4 separate regions of the Mus musculus genome follow, and regions 2, 3 and 4 are each linked to region 1. Evidence: chromatin loops called from intact Hi-C (ENCODE). Cell type or tissue: left cerebral cortex. All regions are shown on one strand. Links, peaks and the distances in the headings refer to the core of each region. The heading gives the core; the rest is flanking DNA.

Evidence for each region. Peaks named below come from ENCODE experiments on the same cell type or tissue, not always from the same donor. Only the 100,000 strongest peaks of a DNase experiment are listed, where the experiment ranks them.
Region 2: it touches region 1 in a loop (4-fold over the local background); 5 of 42 quality-filtered maps call a loop at or near these places.
Region 3: a loop joins it to region 1, with 9 times the contacts of the local background. A loop is called at or near these places in 21 of 42 quality-filtered maps.
Region 4: it touches region 1 in a loop (7-fold over the local background); 3 of 42 quality-filtered maps call a loop at or near these places.

What each region holds. Positions count from the first base shown.
Region 1 is chr7:66,836,799-66,841,379 of GRCm38, reverse strand. It overlaps Adamts17 (a disintegrin-like and metallopeptidase (reprolysin type) with thrombospondin type 1 motif, 17), which reads right to left and starts at 1,645. Exons shown (of 23, transcript NM_001033877.4): 1 at 1,469-1,645; 2 at 762-1,132. The coding sequence starts at 1,544. It overlaps Gm33627 (a long non-coding RNA gene), which reads left to right and starts at 1,589. Exons shown (of 4, transcript XR_391554.2): 1 at 1,589-1,673; 2 at 2,584-2,668. In left cerebral cortex, for the core only: CTCF peaks have their summits at 738 and 1,832 (motif pointing right); DNase peaks (open chromatin) are centred at 728, 1,139 and 1,776; H3K4me3 peaks cover 1,509 bases; H3K27ac peaks cover 1,351 bases.
Region 2 is chr7:66,688,054-66,692,634 of GRCm38, reverse strand. It overlaps Asb7 (ankyrin repeat and SOCS box-containing 7), which reads left to right and starts at 3,074. Exons shown (of 6, transcript NM_080443.2): 1 at 3,074-3,535; 2 at 3,715-3,812. It overlaps Lins1 (lines homolog 1), which reads right to left and starts at 2,746. Exons shown (of 8, transcript NM_152815.2): 1 at 2,612-2,746. In left cerebral cortex, for the core only: a CTCF peak has its summit at 2,348; DNase peaks (open chromatin) are centred at 2,469 and 2,835; H3K4me3 peaks cover 2,430 bases; H3K27ac peaks cover 1,082 bases.
Region 3 is chr7:66,709,416-66,713,996 of GRCm38, reverse strand. It overlaps Lins1 (lines homolog 1), which reads right to left. Exons shown (of 8, transcript NM_152815.2): 5 at 4,562-4,581; 6 at 3,251-3,838; 7 at 1,953-2,124; 8 at 1-196. Among named protein-coding and RNA genes, the nearest start is that of Lins1, 22 kb to the right of the region's middle. In left cerebral cortex, for the core only: a CTCF peak has its summit at 2,630 (motif pointing left); a DNase peak (open chromatin) is centred at 2,639.
Region 4 is chr7:66,105,517-66,110,097 of GRCm38, reverse strand. Chsy1 (chondroitin sulfate synthase 1) reads right to left here and starts at 606. Exons shown (of 3, transcript NM_001081163.2): 1 at 1-606. The coding sequence starts at 187. In left cerebral cortex, for the core only: CTCF peaks have their summits at 1,077 and 1,971 (motif pointing left); DNase peaks (open chromatin) are centred at 620, 1,957 and 3,218; H3K4me3 peaks cover 865 bases; H3K27ac peaks cover 728 bases.

The sequences.
Region 1 (4,581 bases), core at 278-4,277:
GCCACGTGCTCTTCTTGGGGGCACCCTGGAGAAGCAGAGAAGAACTTGGCTGGGCACCAACGTAGCCAAGTGCTCAAGTGTGAGCACAAAGACAGCAAAACCACCCCAAACTTCTGTGCCTCTCCGTGCACTTGTCACAGGTGTCTCAACAAGGCGAGGCAAGGTCTTCGAGAAGAAAAAGAGTAAGAGCAGGGCTTTCCCCTGGGACAGGTGAGCACCGCACAGTTCTCACCGAGGGAGCATCCAGATAAATAAATACCTACTGCAGAGTAAGGCACTAGAGATACTGACAACAGTTCCTCTCTTGGTCTTACCTTTTCAGCTAGCAAAAATGAGACTAACCATGGCCTGCCTGGGGTCCCCTCCTAATGTAAGAAGGCTCAAGGGACAGAAGAGAAGTGCTTAGATACCCCATTCCTAGACAGGGAATGAACACTTTAGAGCTTCCCCATAACGTGCAGAAAACATACACACCTGTGCTGATGCTGTCAGAGTGGGAACGACAGGTTCATATTCTTTCCTCTAGGTGAGCTATAGCTAATTTCTCAATGCAACCCCACCTCGGCCAGGTTCAGGACACAACAGAAGCCAGGACAATAACAGGCCTTCCCCTGTGTTCTCTCTCCTAGGAAGGCACAGTCTGAAAGGGCCAAGTGAAGGAGATGGGAAGGTAGGTCTTCTCCCGCCCAGCCCTCCGCGGGACCACCCCAGGAGAAGTAACAGACTGGGCAAGGCAGACCCATAGGGGGCGCGGGCAATACCAGGCCGCCGGCGGCGCCGCAGGCGCTGAGGGAGACGAGGGAGCCCGGGTGGCCCAGGACTCGTCCGGAGTAGAAGCACAGCTCGGCAGGATGTCCGCTGCGCCCCGAGACACCCGCCTCCTCCACCTCGAAGCCTGGGGACAGGAAACGCAGGTCGCGATGCAGCTGCAGGTATAGGTCGCGCCCAAAGGCCGGCAGGTGCAGTAGCAGGGCGCGCTCTCCTTGCCCTGCTCGATGGCCACCTGGAGATGCTCGCGGTCGCCGCCACCGCCGGAGCCCCGCTGCTCCCGGCAGCAACTGCAGGTGCACGTCCTCGGGGCGCAGCCGCCTCGGGAGCACCACCTCCACGTCGGCCGCCGCGTCGCCGACAGCTGCGGGGAGAGAGGACACGCGTCAGCACCAGCCTGGCCACCAGGGCTGCCGGCCGCTCCGGCGCTGACTCGCAAGGCTCCGTGGGTATCGCGCAGCCGTGACCCCGCACTCCCTTCCCTCCCCGAGCCGGGCCTCTCCAAGCTGGCGAAGCCACTCGATCGCACCGGGGGTCAGCTCGCCATCCGCGTGCCGAGAGGGAACCAGAGACCAGTTCTCCGGCCGCGGCCTTCACTCTCCTCCTCAGGGGATGCTGTCAGCGGTCCACCTATGCACCCGGGCGCCGGGATGCTTCGGGAAGGCACCGGGAAGGTGGCCGCGAGAGCTAGGAACGCTACCTGTGCCCGGGTCCAGCCCCCACACCAGCAGCAGCAAGGACAGGACGAGAGGGGGCAGCAGGGTGCCGTCACACATGGTACTTGGGACCAGCAGCCCCCAAGACTGTAGTGATAGAGCAGGGACTCGCGAGGCGGCGAAGCCAACCGGAGTGCAGCCCTGCAGCCTTTGGAAAAAGTAATTAGCGCTGCGGACAAACCCAACATGGTAAATACTAAGCCCCACCTTCTCCTTGGAAAGTAGGCGGTGATTGGGCTTTTGCTTTTCTCTGCCCCGCCTTCCCTGTCCGTATTGGTTAGGGCCGGTCGAAACCAACGTGCGTAGTTAGGTTGTAAGCACTTTCTTACACGTGGTTTCTAGGCAGTAGGTAGGCTGTGACACCAGGTGGCAGGCGCGAGCCGGCTCAGCTGCAGCATCTTGGAGCAGCCAGGAGGACACCAGCCTGGTCTTCAGTTTGTTCACATTTGGGAGATCACCTTTGAGGCTTCCTAGGAAGATAGGCCAGACCAACCAGTTCAGTACAAGAAAAAGAAAATCTCTATGTATTGAAGTGACTCCTATTTTTGATTAGTTTGGGCTGGAAAGACGCAGCCCAGTGTTCCTAGCACACCTGAATTCATGCCTGACTTCTATATCTATGGTGTTTGTCCACACCCCGCAGGCTTCTTGCAGTCTATACTTTCACAGAATCCAAGAAGGTGAGAGCATAATAACACTCCCCTGAAGACTGGGAAACTGAGAAAAAGGAAATGTAAGGAGCCTGCTTAAATTGGACAGCTAGTATCTGTCAGAGCCGTGTCTTGTGTCTGTGATCCTGACTTTAGGTCAGGTGTGTTTAGGGAGGTATATTAGCTGCGCTTTGCATCGCAGGACCCTGGAGAGCTGAGAGGCAGAGCCTGAACTTGAACCCAGCCTTTCACGAACAGAATGAGTGTTCAATTTTCCAGCAGAATCTAGCCAGATATTATCCCTAGCAGACCCCTATGGGTAATCCCATTGGCCTCTTTAAAATTGTCCTACAGATAGCAGGACTGACTGAGCACAGGGATACCACAGCAGTCACAGATGGCTCCTCATCTCTCCCTTTTTGTCTGTTTGCTTGCTTGTTTTCAAAAAGGCCCCTACTCACCCCTCATCACAGGATCCAGACTTCATCACAGGGCTGAATTACCAGAAAGCATCCAGAGACGAGGTAAACACTGGTGAGTTTCCCTAAGTTTGGTGCCCCTGTCCTGGTAAGCTGTCTGCAGCTCTCCACAAAGGCGTATCACAGAATGTGCTGCCGAGCCAGTCTCTGATCTAGTGGCTGTCACTCACCGGTTGGCACCCTCGGGTGACTGGCAGCATGGGTCAGGCTCTGTTGGTGGCTATGAATGAGTAGGGCTTTGCCTCACTTGACCATGAGAATTTGACTGTGACCTCAACCATGTCATGGGAAACAGGAAGAAAAGGAGAAGCCTTAGCCCTGTGTGAGTGTGTGTGTGTGTGTGTGTGTGTGTGTGTGGTCAGACAGCAGCTAGCTATTCTGACAGCCCAGGAATGTTTTTCTTCTGAGAGTTGTTCAGTTTTTTCTCTGTAAATCAAGGAGCTAAGCTATACTGCCTCCCCTTGGAGGGTGAACTTCTAATCATTTGGACTACTCTTGAAAATAATAACAAGGGTCTGCGAGATACCTGACATACCATTAGCACTTTGTTAGATTTACTGAATATATGAATAAAAGAAGAAAAGTGATTGATTAAATCAGATGTTTCAGAGACTCCTCCTGTAACAGGGCCCCAGATATTAGCACAACTGACTCCAGGATGGAGATACTGTTTAGGCTGTAAAACTCAGCATCACCCTCCAAAACCAAACCAGAGGCCCATAACAACCATAGTTATAGGAAAGTCTCTAAATGGACTACTAACCTTGCTCTTTGGTTTCTGTAGCTCTGCCTCTGGCTAACTGTTCTCATTAACCGTATATCAACCCAGGACATGGATTTTATGCTCAAAAGCTCACCCTGAAGAAGGCTCAGGACTACATTGAGGTCCTGAACATGCTGTGTAGTTGCCGGCTTGCTGATAGACTTTCTATTGGCTTAAACCCACGTGTGAGCAGTCTTCTCTGCTGACTACCCCAACAACACTCCAGCTGTCAAATGTGCTAAGCAAGCATCGAACCCATGCCCCTCTCCCTTCATTGTTTGTCATTCTTTCTTGTCTGGAGCTGTTTCAGTTTGGCAAGTTCATGGAGGTTGGATTAAAAACAACAACAATGATTAGGGGCCAGATGTTAAATAGTCCTCTGTAAGCGAGAAAGCAGTGGGACATGGAAGGCCTCCGTTGTTTAGATAACCCCACCTTGCTAATGTGTATGTCTGTACGCAGCACCCCAGGCATTGCTGATGCATAGGAACACTAATAAACGTTTGCCAGATGATCAGCAGCCCAATGCTGTCTCTCCTCTTGTATGTATGCCGCTCAAAGTGTTCTTCCACAATGAAGGATGCTTTGAAAGACACAACTCACAGAGAAACCATGACCAACTCTCTGTAACTAGACTGTGTCTAACAAATACACTTAGTTGCTAATATCAGAGCTCTGCTGGGCTCAAATAAGCAGAGAGAGGCTGTTTATTACATGCTGTTTGTCTTATGTTCTAAAACCAACCACTGCAAAGGAACCATAGTCAGTGAGGGAATGAAGAGACTGGAATCTGACCATTCATAGTGGGAAAGTAACACTGGGCAGTCTCTTTTGAAGTATTGAGAAATGTCCCAAAAAATTAAATATAAAGTTACCATATGGTTCAATGTATAAGACAGAGATTGCCAGAAGCTGGGGAGCAAGAGGTGTTACTTAATAAGCATAGAGCGTCCATGTAGGATGCTGATAAGGTTTTGAGATGATAATGGCGCTGGCTGTGCAACACTGCTAATGCATTTGATGCTATGAGTCATACACTTGAGATGCTAAAATGGTGACTTCTTGGTTAAGAAAAAATTTCATCACAATAAAATACAATACGCAAGGAAATACACCCAGTTCTTTTAAAATGAGCAAAACTCAGACTTCTTACCAAAGAAGACAACTAGGAAATAAGATTTATAAAGATGGTCAAAGTTTTTAAA
Region 2 (4,581 bases), core at 426-4,425, 150 kb after region 1:
TTGACTTATCATGGGGCTACGTTCCCATAAGCACACCATAAGCAGAAAAGCTACTTATTGTAACCTAATTTACTGACCATGTATACAACACTCACATTAGCTTACAGGTGGGCAAAGTTCATTTAGTACAAACCTATTTTATTAAAGTACAGAGTCTCTCATGTCCATTACTAAATGCTGTGAGAAACCATAGCTGTATGTGTAGAGTAGACATAGTGAAGCCTTCTATAGACATGAGGGGATGTAAAAACACAATATACCAACAAATCCTGGATAGTTTGTCCTGATAGTGCAGCTGCTTGCCAGCTATGGCTGGCTGCCACTGCCCAGCGTCGTGAGAAAAAGGCTGTCTTAGTCAGGGTTTCTATTCCTGCACAAACATCATGACCAAGAAGCAAGTTGGGGAGGAAAGGGTTTATTCAGCTTACACTTCCACATTGCTGTTCATCACTAAAGGAAGTCAGGACTGGAACTCAAGCAGGTCAGGATACAGGAGCTGATGCAGAGGCCATGGAGGGAGTGTTACTTACTGGCTTGCTTCCCCTCTTGCTCTCTCATAGAACCCAAGACTACCAGCCCAGGGATGCCACCATCCACAATGAGCCCTCCACCCCTTGAACACCAACTGAGAAAGTGCCCCACAGCTGGATCTCATGGAGGCACTTCCCCAACTGAAGCTCCTTTCTTTGTGATAACTCCAGCCTGTGTCAAGTTGACACACAAAACCAGTCAGTACAGAGGGGAAAAAATTACATTTCAAAATGTAGTGTTTGGCTTCCACTGAATACTAACAGTGAGTCTGTAAGGAAGAACCCACATGCCTCCTACAGGACTCCACCTGGAGAGGGAAGACCCATAAACATTTATCCCTGAACATCAACTCAACTCATTCCATGCCCTTCAAACTCACTTTTTCCTGTACCTCTCTCTCCTCAGCTCAGTGACTACAGTCCATATCAGTTACAGTGAACCATTTCTATCTACCCTTGACATGGACAGATCCCTTCCTAAGTAGTTGTATCTTGGCTTACAATACACCCATCCACATTCTGAAAAATCTTTCTATTTTTCTTAGGATGATGTCCCAAACTCCAAAAACACATGGCCTTGCAGGGCATTTAAGATCTGCCTTTTGGGGTCTTTTTACTTCTGTGCCCACAAGCTAATAATCTGTATGCTTTCTCTGAGGCCCCCAAAGACTTCTTCAATTAGAAGATAACTTGGGCTTTCACTAACCCCTTTTCTGAGGAAATCATATTCCGTTGTCTTTTATCTACTCTTGTATATATTCAAGTCAGGAATAGACAGCCCAGCCCAAAACTCCCTGTCAAAGCCATAGTATTATTGTCTTCAAGATATTTCAGTTTTGGTACCACATCAAACCCTTATTCTTACTTATAACCTTTTCTAGGAATTAGCGAAGTTAGTCTGTCCACATAAGAAGTTACTCCTAGGGGGAGTGGGTGGGTAGGGGAGTGGGGGTGGGTGGGTATGGGGGACTTTTGGTATAGCATTGGAAATGTAAATGAGCTAAATACCTAATAAAAAATGAAAAAAATAAAAAAAAAAGAATCTCTTTTTAAGTCTGAATAATCCCAAAAAAAAAAAAAAAAAAAAAAAAGAAGTTACTCCTGTGGAAGACATCAAAGGAATACTTTTTCTACGAGTATCAGCCTAGAAAAAAAAAGACCCAGAGGCAAATCGAACACTGACTCCCACCTGCAACAAAATATCGCAATAGGTTACATCATCCCCAGGAATCCAATTCCCATAACAGCTTTCTCTATTATGTGATCAATGCAAAACATAGAAACGGGAATCATTCTGGCATGACCTATACATTCCTGCAAAATCTGCAGTCTGCCCACACCCCCTAATCTCATTTCCATCTTTCTTCCCCTTACTCAGTCACAGTTCCCCTAAACTTATTAAAGTACCAAAGGCTTTGCACTTCAGATTAACTGCTTGTAAAGGCCTTCCCTCAGATCTTTGTTGGCTAGTTTTTTTTGTCATTCACAGAGCATAAATGTCATTCTCTGGGAGACCTGGCTCACAATCTAAGAGTCTAGCGCATCCTAGTCAAACTGTATTCCATTACTTTGTGGGTTTTTTTTTTTCCCTAATCATTCTGCAGTTTCATCTTCTCTTGTTAAGATAAAAGAAAAAAAAAGAAAGAAAAGAAAGAAAGGAAAGAAAAGTTCACAAAGTCTCCCCAACAACTAGAGTAGTGTCAACCCAGTAGACACTTGCTAAAAGAATCAATGCATTTAAACAATGTATCAATGTGCCCACTCTGCGCCCCCCTCCCCCGGCTCTTTTCATTCACAAGAAACCACTAGGGTCGCTATCCTCGCAGGCAAGCCCTTGAACCAGCCTCGCGATCCCAAAGAGCGTGCTCTCTCGCAGGCTGGGCGAGGCAGCCTGGAAGCTAACCGGGTCTCAGAGACCGACAGATGCACCAAACATCGCCACTCGCTTCCAAGAAGCACCGCAGAGCGACGACGAGTAGGGGCCCTCATCGCCTGCTCTCGGCCCTGTCGCCTCCCCCGTCGCTCAGCCTGCCACGCACGTGTCGCTCCAGCCACCCAGCTCAACCTGGGCTCCTGCTTACCTGGCTGCCATCCCGCCGGGCCACGCAGCCATCGCCCGGCCACTCGTGCCCACAGCTGCCTACTCCAGGCCACCGTACTCCACGGAAGGCCTTGCCGGCCCCTCCCTCAGCAGGCGTAGAAGCCCCATTCGTAGTACAGTGTCTCTTAGCAACCGCTTAGAGTCTCCAGGCTGGGGGTGGAGCCTGGAGAACCGCTGCGGGGAAGCGGAGGGGACGAAGGGAGAGCGACCAATCGGAGACAAGTCCCAGCCTCTATTAGCCCGCCTCCTCTAACTGTCGCGAATCCGCGGGCAGCTTTACGACAGCCAGGGGGTGGGGGCATCTGTGTGAGGAGAAGGAAGCAACCAACCAACCAAGTCGCCCCCACCCCCTACCCCAACCCCCACCCACCGCGGATCTGGTTTACGGCTTGGAGCGCAGGCTCCAGTGCGGCAGCTGATTGGCTGTCGAAGGCTTGGTCCCATCCCAGTGACCCCAAAGTGCTGGAAGGAGGGGGCGGGGGTGGCCCAGTGCAAAGTGCATCCCGAAAGCCCCCTGTCGGGACACCCTGCTGCTGACACTTCGGACCTGGTATGACTTAGGGTCTCTCTGTCCCCAGACCTCTTGAGTCCCTCGGTAGCTGAAAGCCTCCGGCCCGGCGCGCGGCAGACCCTTGGTCTGAGCCCCTGGACCGGGACTGCCCCCCCCCCCCCCCACCCAGCCGGCACTTCCTCCCAGCGCCCCTTCCCGGAGGCTGCTCCGAGGCCAAGACCGCCACCCCCAGCCTGATCGACTATCTGGATGCTCTCTGGGTTGGGGCCGTGAAGCACCCAGGAGGATCAGGAACACGGTGTCCGGCCCTGCCTGGGGTGTTTCTTCAATGGAGAAGTTGGTGAATGTGCAGGAGGCTGAAAGGAGAGAGAGGAGCTGCAACTGAGGACACAGGTAAAGTCAGTTTCTTCCTCCCTTGAGGGGAGGGGGCTGGCTGGGTGGGGGTTGGGGGAGAAGCCCTGCTCTAGCCTGCCTGCCCTTGCCACCCTCCAGCCTTTGCTAAGCTCCCCCATCCTCAGAGCCCTCTCCTCGCCCCTGGATCACTGCACCACTGATCGGTTTCTGTTTTCCAGGTTTGAGCTTGCTGGAGGACACTCGCGAGTAGAAGGGGTCTGGCCACCCACCAGAGGAGCAATAAACAGAGTGCTTTGGACCAGCATCCTCTTGAAAGGTAAAGAGGCAGACCTCCCTTCCCCCATTGTTTACTCCTGGCCCCTACCTCATTAAGTAACGCTTTATTTCCAGGGTGGTTGCCTGGGAATGCAAGCTTTCTTAGATCCTAGTTTCCTAGCAAAACCAGAAGCACTGCCCATGCCTGGTCCTTAACACCCCAGTAACTTCTCTAGCCCAGAAACGTCTTCTGGGACCTGATCAGAGCGTTTCCGTGTTTTGCATTATCTTTTGGTATACTGTGTCATGTACTCTGCTCGGAGGCTTGGAGACCTTTTTGTAGTTCCCCGCCTTACATACTCTCATAGGAATTCTTCAATTCCATGTTAATTGCTTGTTAATTCTGAATGATTCTGCTTTTAATTAAACCACAGTTTACTGTTTTGCCCATGTACATTTTTTTCTCTCTATGCCTCCATCAGGAAAGCTTCAGAGTTACCTAACTGATAATGACTTAGTAGCAGAAGGTGAACAGGAGGACTGAAACTTACAGGTTTTGAAGAAAATAATTGGATTTGGTTTTCCTGGAACAAGTGAATGTGTGTAGCTTAAGAATGGGAACAGTATAGGAACTGTATAAAAGCACTATTAGCCCCGGAAACAAAGTATATAGTTTACTATGGGTGTTCTTGTGTGTTTGTGTGAGAAAAGTGGATGGACACCAGGAGTTGTTATGAAGTGATACATAGTATTTGTTACATCTCTGGTGTTCTAGGTGAACTTATAAAAATTTACAATGTATCTCCTTGACAATAGTGGCACAGTCAGGA
Region 3 (4,581 bases), core at 431-4,430, 130 kb after region 1:
CAGTTTTAAATATTTAACAAAATATTCAAGGAAACAGGTCTCTGAGGATATCAAGAAGTCGAGAAGAACAGTAGAATCGAATGCTACATTCTTCAAGAAGAATAAGAAAACACAGTGAGGGTTACAGCCATGTCCATGTGTGGAGCGGATCCATGCTTCCTTTTCTTGGGTCAGACTTGCCGAAGCATCCCACTCTCTGAAAATGCAGACAAGGGAGGGCTCAGGCTCACAGGTCTTTACAAACATGTTTGCACACTTACTTGCATATCGCTTTAAAAGGAAACAAATCAAAACTGAATCTGCTCACCACTGACCAGTTTTAGTTTCTGTCTGCACAAAAGCCTTCTGTCCTTTCTTCTACATCAGAAGCCCCCTCTCCAGGACGACTTAGTCCATGTTTAAAATGCAACACCAAACTATCTCATCAGGGGTAGACGTGTGACCCCAGACTGACCAGTCAGAACATGGCCTCTAGATCCACAGTTAATCAGATCCTCCCAGAGATATCTCTACAGCTAAGAAACATTACAACTTTAAGACTGATAAAAAGGAAGCTAGAAGCTGCTGGCGGCCAGACCCGAGGAGGAGTCAGTCTGTGAGATCATAATCAGGAAAAATAATGGCTAGCATGATTTCTCTCTCTCTCTCTCTCTCTCTCTCTCTCTCTCTCTCTCTCTCTCTCTCACACACACACACACACACACAGAAACAACCACACATATATAGACATCCAACCACAGAGAGACACAGACAGACACAAGAGACAGACAGATGTGTACACACACATGCGGACACACACATATACACAGTTTTACCTGATGCCAATTTGATGCCCTTAGAGCTCTCAACCAGGCCTCAAAAATTTTTCTATTTTTGTTTAAAACAATTTGAATTGGTCTCTGTCATTTACAAACAAGAAAACCTTAGCATGGTGACATTTTCATACCCAAGGCGTGGAAATCTCCCTCTCTCCACACTGTGAACCAAAGCGAAAGCAATGAGACTCACATAAACCAGAGGAGGAGTAAAAGGGCAGTGCCCAATGCAATCAAGATCCACTCTTGAACTTTCCATCAGGAGTTGATACACTACCAGGACTTCTGTTTCTTGAGTAGAACCTTTGAAATACTTTGAGTGTTGCACTTGAGTGACACCTTTGAAACTGGCCCCACTCACAGATGGAAAGCAGTATTGCTGCCCTCAGCAAATTAATCACACACACACACACACACACACACACACACACACACACCACACACATATACACTACATACATGCACACACTATACACATACACACACACACACACACACACACACACACACACACACACACACACACACAGAGAGAGAGAGAGAGAAAGAAACAGAGAGCTATTGCCAGCGGGTCCTAATGTAGCAAGCACAGGCTGCATTGCCAATCATTAGTGTGAAAGCCCTTCTCCCAGGCCAAGGGAGAGGGAAATGAAGCAGGGCTGAAATAATGGAAAGGATCAGCACTGTCAGCTTCAGAAACAATTCTCACACTGCTGCAAGGATAGAGCAGAAACACAATTGGGTGCCAGTGTCCCAGCAATGTGCCTCCAGGGGGAACAGCCCAGGTGTCAGTGTATGAAATGCCAGTTTGGAAAAGCTCCTCTGATTCTCTATATTTGCAGTCGCTTTGACAAGGCAAAACACAGCAGATAGAAGCTTAATTCAGACAAGTAGTTTTGGAGGTTTAAAAACAATGTTAACCACCAGCTGAGGTTCAGAGCTGGTACTGGCTTCCCCTGCTCACACAAGCAATACCTGAGTATAATGCAAATCGCATCCATTTTCATGCAAGGCAGAGCTGAAGCAGGAGGAAATCACAAGAGAGTCTACCCCAGTAGGGAAAAGAATAATGCACCAGATAGAAACCCACTTTCTGATGTGTGTGTTTCTAGCCCAAGTTATTAGAAATACACAGACCTGGTCAGCTGGAGGTAGATGCTCAGGGAGGCTTTGGCAGCCTCCAGCATGTCATCGTCCTGCTCTATGAAGACCCTGGACAGCCACTCGCATGGGTTGTGTGGCTGTAGAGAGGGCTGGAGGTGAGGCTTTAAGAAGGCCAGTAGCTCGGACATGAACGTCTGCAAGGCAACTTCAAATGACAGAAATGTCGAAGTTCAGGGAATGCTTGCTTATAAACACACAAATACCATCTTGTCCATATGCAAATTTGTGTATGCATTACTGTAATCCACACTCTCAGAAAGCCCTAGACGAGGTATTATCTGATCCACAATGGAGAAATGAGGACAGCAAAGGTGACTTATGGAAGGACACACGTTTAAAAGGTACGGTCTGGGCATCTACCTGCCAAAATCGAGTCACTGTTTGTCTAAGAGATAACTATGTGATCTCACGATGACAGCAGGGTGTAAAACTGAGTGGGCAAAGGCCTCTTCCTTGGTGACCACAGCTTTCTGCTAACTATAGACTGCTAAGTCATAAAAAGAAATAGCTTCAAAACGACAGAAAAATCTTCCTTCCTTCCTTCCTTTTGTTTGTTTAAGAACCAAAAGAAAGTACAAGTATGGCAAAAATCTAGACTTCTGGGAGTTTAACTGCAACTCAAACCTCTGAATTATGTAACAGATGCCACCTAGTGTTATAAACTGTAATCGTGCTAATTAAAACATCCTAGGATCCCTAGATCATCCTGAGAGGTCACCATAGCTGAAAAATCAATGCTCTCTCCTAGTAACTGCAGGCAGCCTGCCTGGAGACCTGCACTGTTCACTTCCCTGGTGCCATGGAAGACATGTCCTCTTCAACACCACATTGAAAACTACTCTTCCAGGCACTCTCAACCCGGACTGTCACTTTCAAGTAATGTGCAACAATTCCTTTATCAACAGAACTTCCCAATAGTGTCAACATAACTTCTGATTATCAGTAATCAATATGAATAGTCTGGGTGCTTTTATGAATAATATAATTAAATATGAGCTGACTTCCATTTGCTTAGTAGTGATTCAAAAAGCAACTATTTTTGTACTCATTATCCAATGCATGTTAATTGTATAAAAAAGCTCACATGCTTCTTGAAATTCCAGTCCCTTACAACCCCCTTTACCTTTAAAAAGTATTTCCTAAGTTTAGCCAGGAAAACACAGCTAAATTACTGAACTGATACTAGCCTCAGTACTCAATAGTCATGAGTCCTCTTCGTAAGTGAAAACTGAATTGTATAGAATTTTGAATAAAAGGAGCCTAGAGAATACCTTTCATCTCAGCTGCTGAGGTGCAATTCTGGGACTTGATTTCTAAGGACTTCACTGTAATTAAGCTTGCTGCTCTCAGGGTCACGTGATCAGGACCAGTCCTGAGTCTGCATCCAGGTTGAACTTCATCCCCTCCAAAGCAGGAAGGCTTTCCAGAAACAGCCAGTGCCTTCCACAACCCCACATGTACAGCGTGCAGAAGTGTGTCAGCTAAAGTGAGCATGTCACTGTCCAGAAGGTGATCTGGTGACATCAGGGAGGGCGCAGGTTCCCGGCAGAGGTCTTCGCCCACTTTACAGAGAAGGCACTTTTTGACGAGTATAACCAACTTCCTTTTTATAAAAGCTGGAATAGGCCAGGCAAGAATATCTAGAGCATGGGGTTTCAAAAATAGCATCCTCTGGCTCCTGAAGTGCAGTTTCAGGTGGATTCTGGAGGCTACGAGAAGCTCAAGCAGCTCCAGAAAGCACATCAGGCTGCTGGCTAAGTTAGAGGGGCTCTGGAAGTCTCCAAAATGCTGGGAAAATAAGGAATTGTAGAACACTTCAAAAGTAATGTCAAAAGGAGTCAAGAGCTGCTTTAGACTTTCTGTAATTATAAAACAGGAGTTATAAGCAACAGGAAGAACAAAAGCTTTCTTAAAACAAAAGTTTACAATTTAATCTGTGTGTGTGTGTAAATAACGTTGTAAGATAAAAAAAATAGGTTTAAGACTAGTTACCTCTAATAAGACCAACTGAGAATACACAGATTAACAGCTAATTACTAAAACTTAATGCATGCTTTATGAATATGGGCAGACTTTACAAGAGATGGTTGATGATTAAGTTTTCATTTCTTTTTTAAAAGGTTACCTCGAGAGATAGTTCATCTGGTAAAGTGCTTGCTGCGTAAGCATGCTTACTGAGTTAGGATGGCTAGCAGTCACAGAAAAGTCAGATATGGTGGCACACAACTGTAACACCCGTGCTGGGAGGTAGAGCTGGAGCTCACTGGCAGCCATCCTGGCTCAGCGCATGAGCTCTGGGCTCACTGAGAGATCTTAGCTCAATAAATATATGGGAAAGGCATCGAGGAAGACACCGAAGATTGACTTCTAGCCTCTACAAGCACACACATATCCACACGCATACGTTCATACACCCAATACATACACCACACGCCACTCCAAGGTTATGTTCAATAAAAAAATCGGGCAAGATCGTAGATTTTTCCATACTTCAAGAGAGATGAGTATAACATGAGTCTTACTCTTCATTATAAATGCCCAGCCCCTGAGGTGGTAATCCTTTGTGGACAGGCCATCTCTACCTGCTCTCTGTGAATGTGTG
Region 4 (4,581 bases), core at 306-4,305, 730 kb after region 1:
CGCCGCGCGCCCCGCCGGGCTGCGACGCCTCCTGCCCTGGCCGGCATCCCTCGGGACTGGGGCGCCGCCGCGGGCCCACTCGCTTCAGCTCCGAGGCGCGGGGCAGGACGAGCCGCGAGGCCAGCACGAAGCCCAGCACGAGCCCGAGCAGCATGCTGAGCCAGGCGCGCCGGCCGCGCGCGGCCATGCCCGCGCCCCTCCGCCCGCCGGGCCGCTGTCCCGCTGTCCCCGCCGCAGGCTCCGCGCGCCCTCAGCCCACCGCCCCCGCCCGCGGAGGCCAGCCCGCCCTAGCGCCGCCAGGCCCGGCCCGGGCAGCGCCGCGGCCGCCGCGGGCCCGCCGCGCCCATCGCGGCTCCCGAGCCGCCCGCAGGCCCCGCGCCGGCGCTTTGTTCCGCGCGCCCGCCCGCACCGCCGCGGCCTGCGCCTTTAAGAGGGGACCATGCCCCGCGCGCGCGGCCGGCGACTCCGGCGCGAGGCGACAGCGGCTCCCGCGGCTCGCGTCCCCCGGCTGGCTCGGCTCGGCTCGCGCTGCGCCCGCCCTCTCGGTGCCCTGCGCCGCCTCTGCAGCTGCACATCCTCCGGCTTAGCGCGCCATTGCAAAGGAGCCCCTCACGTCACGCACCGCGCGTTAAGAAGCGGCCCGCCGGCGGCGTGCCGTGGCCCCTCTCGGGATCCGTCCGCGCCTCGTGATTGGCGCAAAAGTGAATGGGGGGCAGTTCACGTGGCCAAAGTTTAACCAAAAAAAAAAAAAAAAAAGCACCCGCCCCGCAGTCTGCGGCCAGGCAGGAGGGGCGTGGGATAGCATCGACGACAGCGGGGCGGGCGTCCCTCCAACCCCCACTGCCCGGTACCCGCGGCCACGCCCCCGTCGCCAGCATTGGGAGCCGGCGGTCCGGCACCGCACGTGGACTGAGTTGACCGGCTCCCCAGATGCCCCGAGAGCCGCCACGCCCTTCCCTCCCCGGGCCGACCTCCCGACTCGGTGGCCAGGACAGCGGGGTCCACACTGCAGCTTTGTACGCTGCAGGCGGGGCTGGAGCCACACACGGCCACAGTTCACCTAGGAACGCTAGGGGATTTGCGGGCTGGGGAGCGAAACGTGAATTCGCTAAGTAGCTAGGGCTGCCCTCGAACTCAGAGAATCTGAGATCTGTCTCTGCCTCTCGAGCGCTGGGCTTAAAGGCGAGCGGCACCAAGCCCGGCATATTAGTTTTTTAAATGGATATTGAAGAGATGGGTGGGTGAGTTACCACTAGATGATAAATACCTGTATTTAGTCCCAGTGAGCAGAGAGCTGGTTAGTACCCCCCTCACCTAAGTCTGTCAGTATTTTTAAGAGTAGATTTATAAAACGGATATGGATTGTGTACGTGGTGTGGGGGATGGGTTCTCGGGAGCCATACACCTAGTTTTTTGAAACAGGATCTCTTACTATTCTGGAGGTCTCCAAGTAAGTTAGGCTCGCTGAATGGATTTTTAAGTTGGATACCAGTTTCCCTATATTTGCTCTGTCTTAACTTTTATACGTTTTGTTAAAAACGAAAGCCCTTCAACTTGGGTGCCCACATGACAAATGTTTGTAAATACCAATTTTATTTCTTAGTCACCAATGTGTTAGGATTATAATCGCAAAGTAGCCACTTGGACCTGCTCTAATAGAGCCCAGGTGCTAGCTGAAGCTGCAGATCGTTTTGAACTCCAGATCCTCTTGCTTATGGAACTGGAGTCACCTGAATTCCAGGCCTGTGTGCTACCAGCCCTGGTGCCAGGGATCAGCCACTGGACCTCTGATACACTGGGCCAGTACTCTATCCTCTGAACTACGGTCCCAGAGCCTAAGAAGTTCTCATTTAATCAATCAAAGAAACAAACAAAAAGATAGAAAATGGGGCTGGAGAGATGGCTCAGCGGTTAAGAGCACTGACTTCCAGAGGTTCAATTCCCAGCAACCACATGGGGGCTAACGACCATTTGCAATGGGATCCGATGCCCTCTTCTGGTGTATCTGAAGACAGCGACAGTGTACTCGTGCATAAAATAAATAAATATTAAAACAACAACAAAACAAGAGTGCTTCGAGTGGGGTGGGGTGGGGTGGGGTGGGTGGATGGGCAGCCTATTCTTGTAGCTCCTTTTCATGATTAATAAATCAAACAACAGAAATATTCCAGTTTAAGCCACAAAGCTGTGTGAAGCACAGTCCTCCCCACCACTGAATGGTGGCTACTCCTGTTTATTCTTTGGATAGTACCACTTTCTTTGACACGTGTGATTTATTTCAAAAATAGTTCATCGCCTCCCCTCCCCTGACTCTCCCTGTAAGAGATGGTCCACATCTAAGGATAAAATATTCATTGTGTAGTGAAGACCAGATTCCAGCAGTGGTCTCTGGGAAATACAGGACACCTAGCCATGAATTACAGGCTGGGAAACCATAGAGAAAGGTTCCAGTAAGACCATAACCACAAACACCAAGACGTCACCAGAGCCCCCAAGTTCAGCAGCTGCCCCATAATTCATAATTCACACTGATTTACATAAAGCGCAAATCTGGCAAGACACAGATGTTGGACGCTGTGACATAGTCAATGCCCTCACTATCTTCAAGCCTGCTTTCGACGGGTCTATATTTTCTAAACTTAAGTCCAATGAAAAGACAGGAATGTGTGTGTGTCAGGAATTTGCTGAGAATGTTGAACATCTTGTTCCCAGCTCCCCGCTTCCTAGAAGTCCGTCAGTTACCAAGTCAACAACTGATGAATAGAGAAGCTATGACCCTGCGTCGCTCCTCAGAGAGTTAAAATTACTACATTTATTCAGTGTGTGTCTGTCGTGTTCATGCTCATGCTATGATACCCGTGTGGCGGTCAGAGGGAAACTTTGAGGAGTTGGTTTGCTCTCGCCACTCTGTGGAGCATGACAATCGCACTTAAGTCATCAGGCTTGGCAAGCACCTTTACCTGCTAAGCCATCTTGCTAGCCCCTTGTAGATGTTTGATAGCACACATACCACCTGACCTGGATGCATGTCTAGCCCGGAATGGGATGTGAGTTCCACACTGAGTCCTACCTGGCCAAGTCCAGAGTCTTGGGATCTGTCAGTTCCTTGTTTCTATGTGGGTGTTCCCACTGCAGCACCCGAAGGGCTCCGTGGTAGCAGCTCTAGGCTGGTGTTTCAAAATGTATGCCCAAGTGGCAGCTCACCTACTTTTCTGCTTGCATGAGTGCAATTCGTTATGATGTAACTAAGACTGATCTCTGCCTACGTCCCCTGCTCTCACAGATGGCAGCTTTGTTCGCTCACGTGGCACTTTTTTTCTGCTGCTAATACATGTGACTGCTTCTTTATAACAGGTATAACATTTTGTAGGATTTGCTGCAATTTCTTGGAAACCTTCGGCAAATACCTCAATTGTTTGTTGGCAGCATGCCTCAAATAGCTGACAGGGTTCCCTGTACAAGCTTCCTTAAAGACACAGCAACTGGACTCAAGCCTCAAACAGAGGTCCCTGGAAAAGCAGTCATCTTTAAAAAAAAAAAAAGTTAAACGTTCAGAAATGCTTCTTTTGTTTTTTCAGCGGTTCTGTCTGCTGCCTGTAATGAACAACTGCAATGGCCACTCTAATAACACCACTTAACCCTGATTAGTCCAGTGGAACTTTGCTTCAGTACTAACACTACTTTAAACTCACAGTCAAGAGCCTCATTACCTTAGTCATTCTTCAGAGCACATGCCTGCACTCCTAGCTGAGGCAAGAGGACTGTCAGTGCAAGGCCTGGGAAAGTTGCTGGGATCCTGTTTCAAACTTAAATAAGGAAAGGAAAGGAAAGGGGAAGGGGAAGGGGAAGGGGAAGGGGAAGGGGAAGGGGGAGGGGGAGGGGGAGGGGGAGGGGAAGGGGAAGGGGAAGAGGAGGGAAGGAAGGGTTTCAGGTATAGCTGAGTGTTTGCCTATTATACACATGGCCTGGGTTCAATTCCCAATACCACCCCCCCCCAATTTTTCCTCAATATTTCCCTGTATTTGGAGCATTTCCAGTCTGAGGCAGGAAATGACAATCCATTGTTGATTATGTTACAGCTGCCTGACAGAAGCGGATGTGACATTTGTCAGCTAGGACGTCCTTAGTGCTTGCATTAGCCAGGGTTCTCTAGGGGAACAGAATGAGTAGACCCTATATACGTTAGAATGACGTTTATTGGATTTGCTTACTGGCTGTAGTCCAACTGATCCAACAATGGCTGTCTCCCATTGGAAGGTCCAGCCATCTGGTAGTTGTTCCATCAATGAAGCTGGGTGTCTCTGCTGGATTCTCAAAGAAGTAGGCACTAGTATCAGGAAAGGAATGCCTTAGCAGCGGGGTAGGTGACCTTGACATAAAAAGTGAGGGCCAGCAGCAAAACTTCTCTTCATTTATGTGGGCTGCTACCAGAAGGTGCAGACCAGATTTAGCTTGGGTCTTCCCACCTCAAAGTATCCGATCAAGACAGGTGTTCCCCGATTCTTGGTTTCCCCGAATCTTGGTTTCCGTTGATTCCAGACTTAGTCAAGTTGACAACCAGGATTAGCCATCACAGGCACC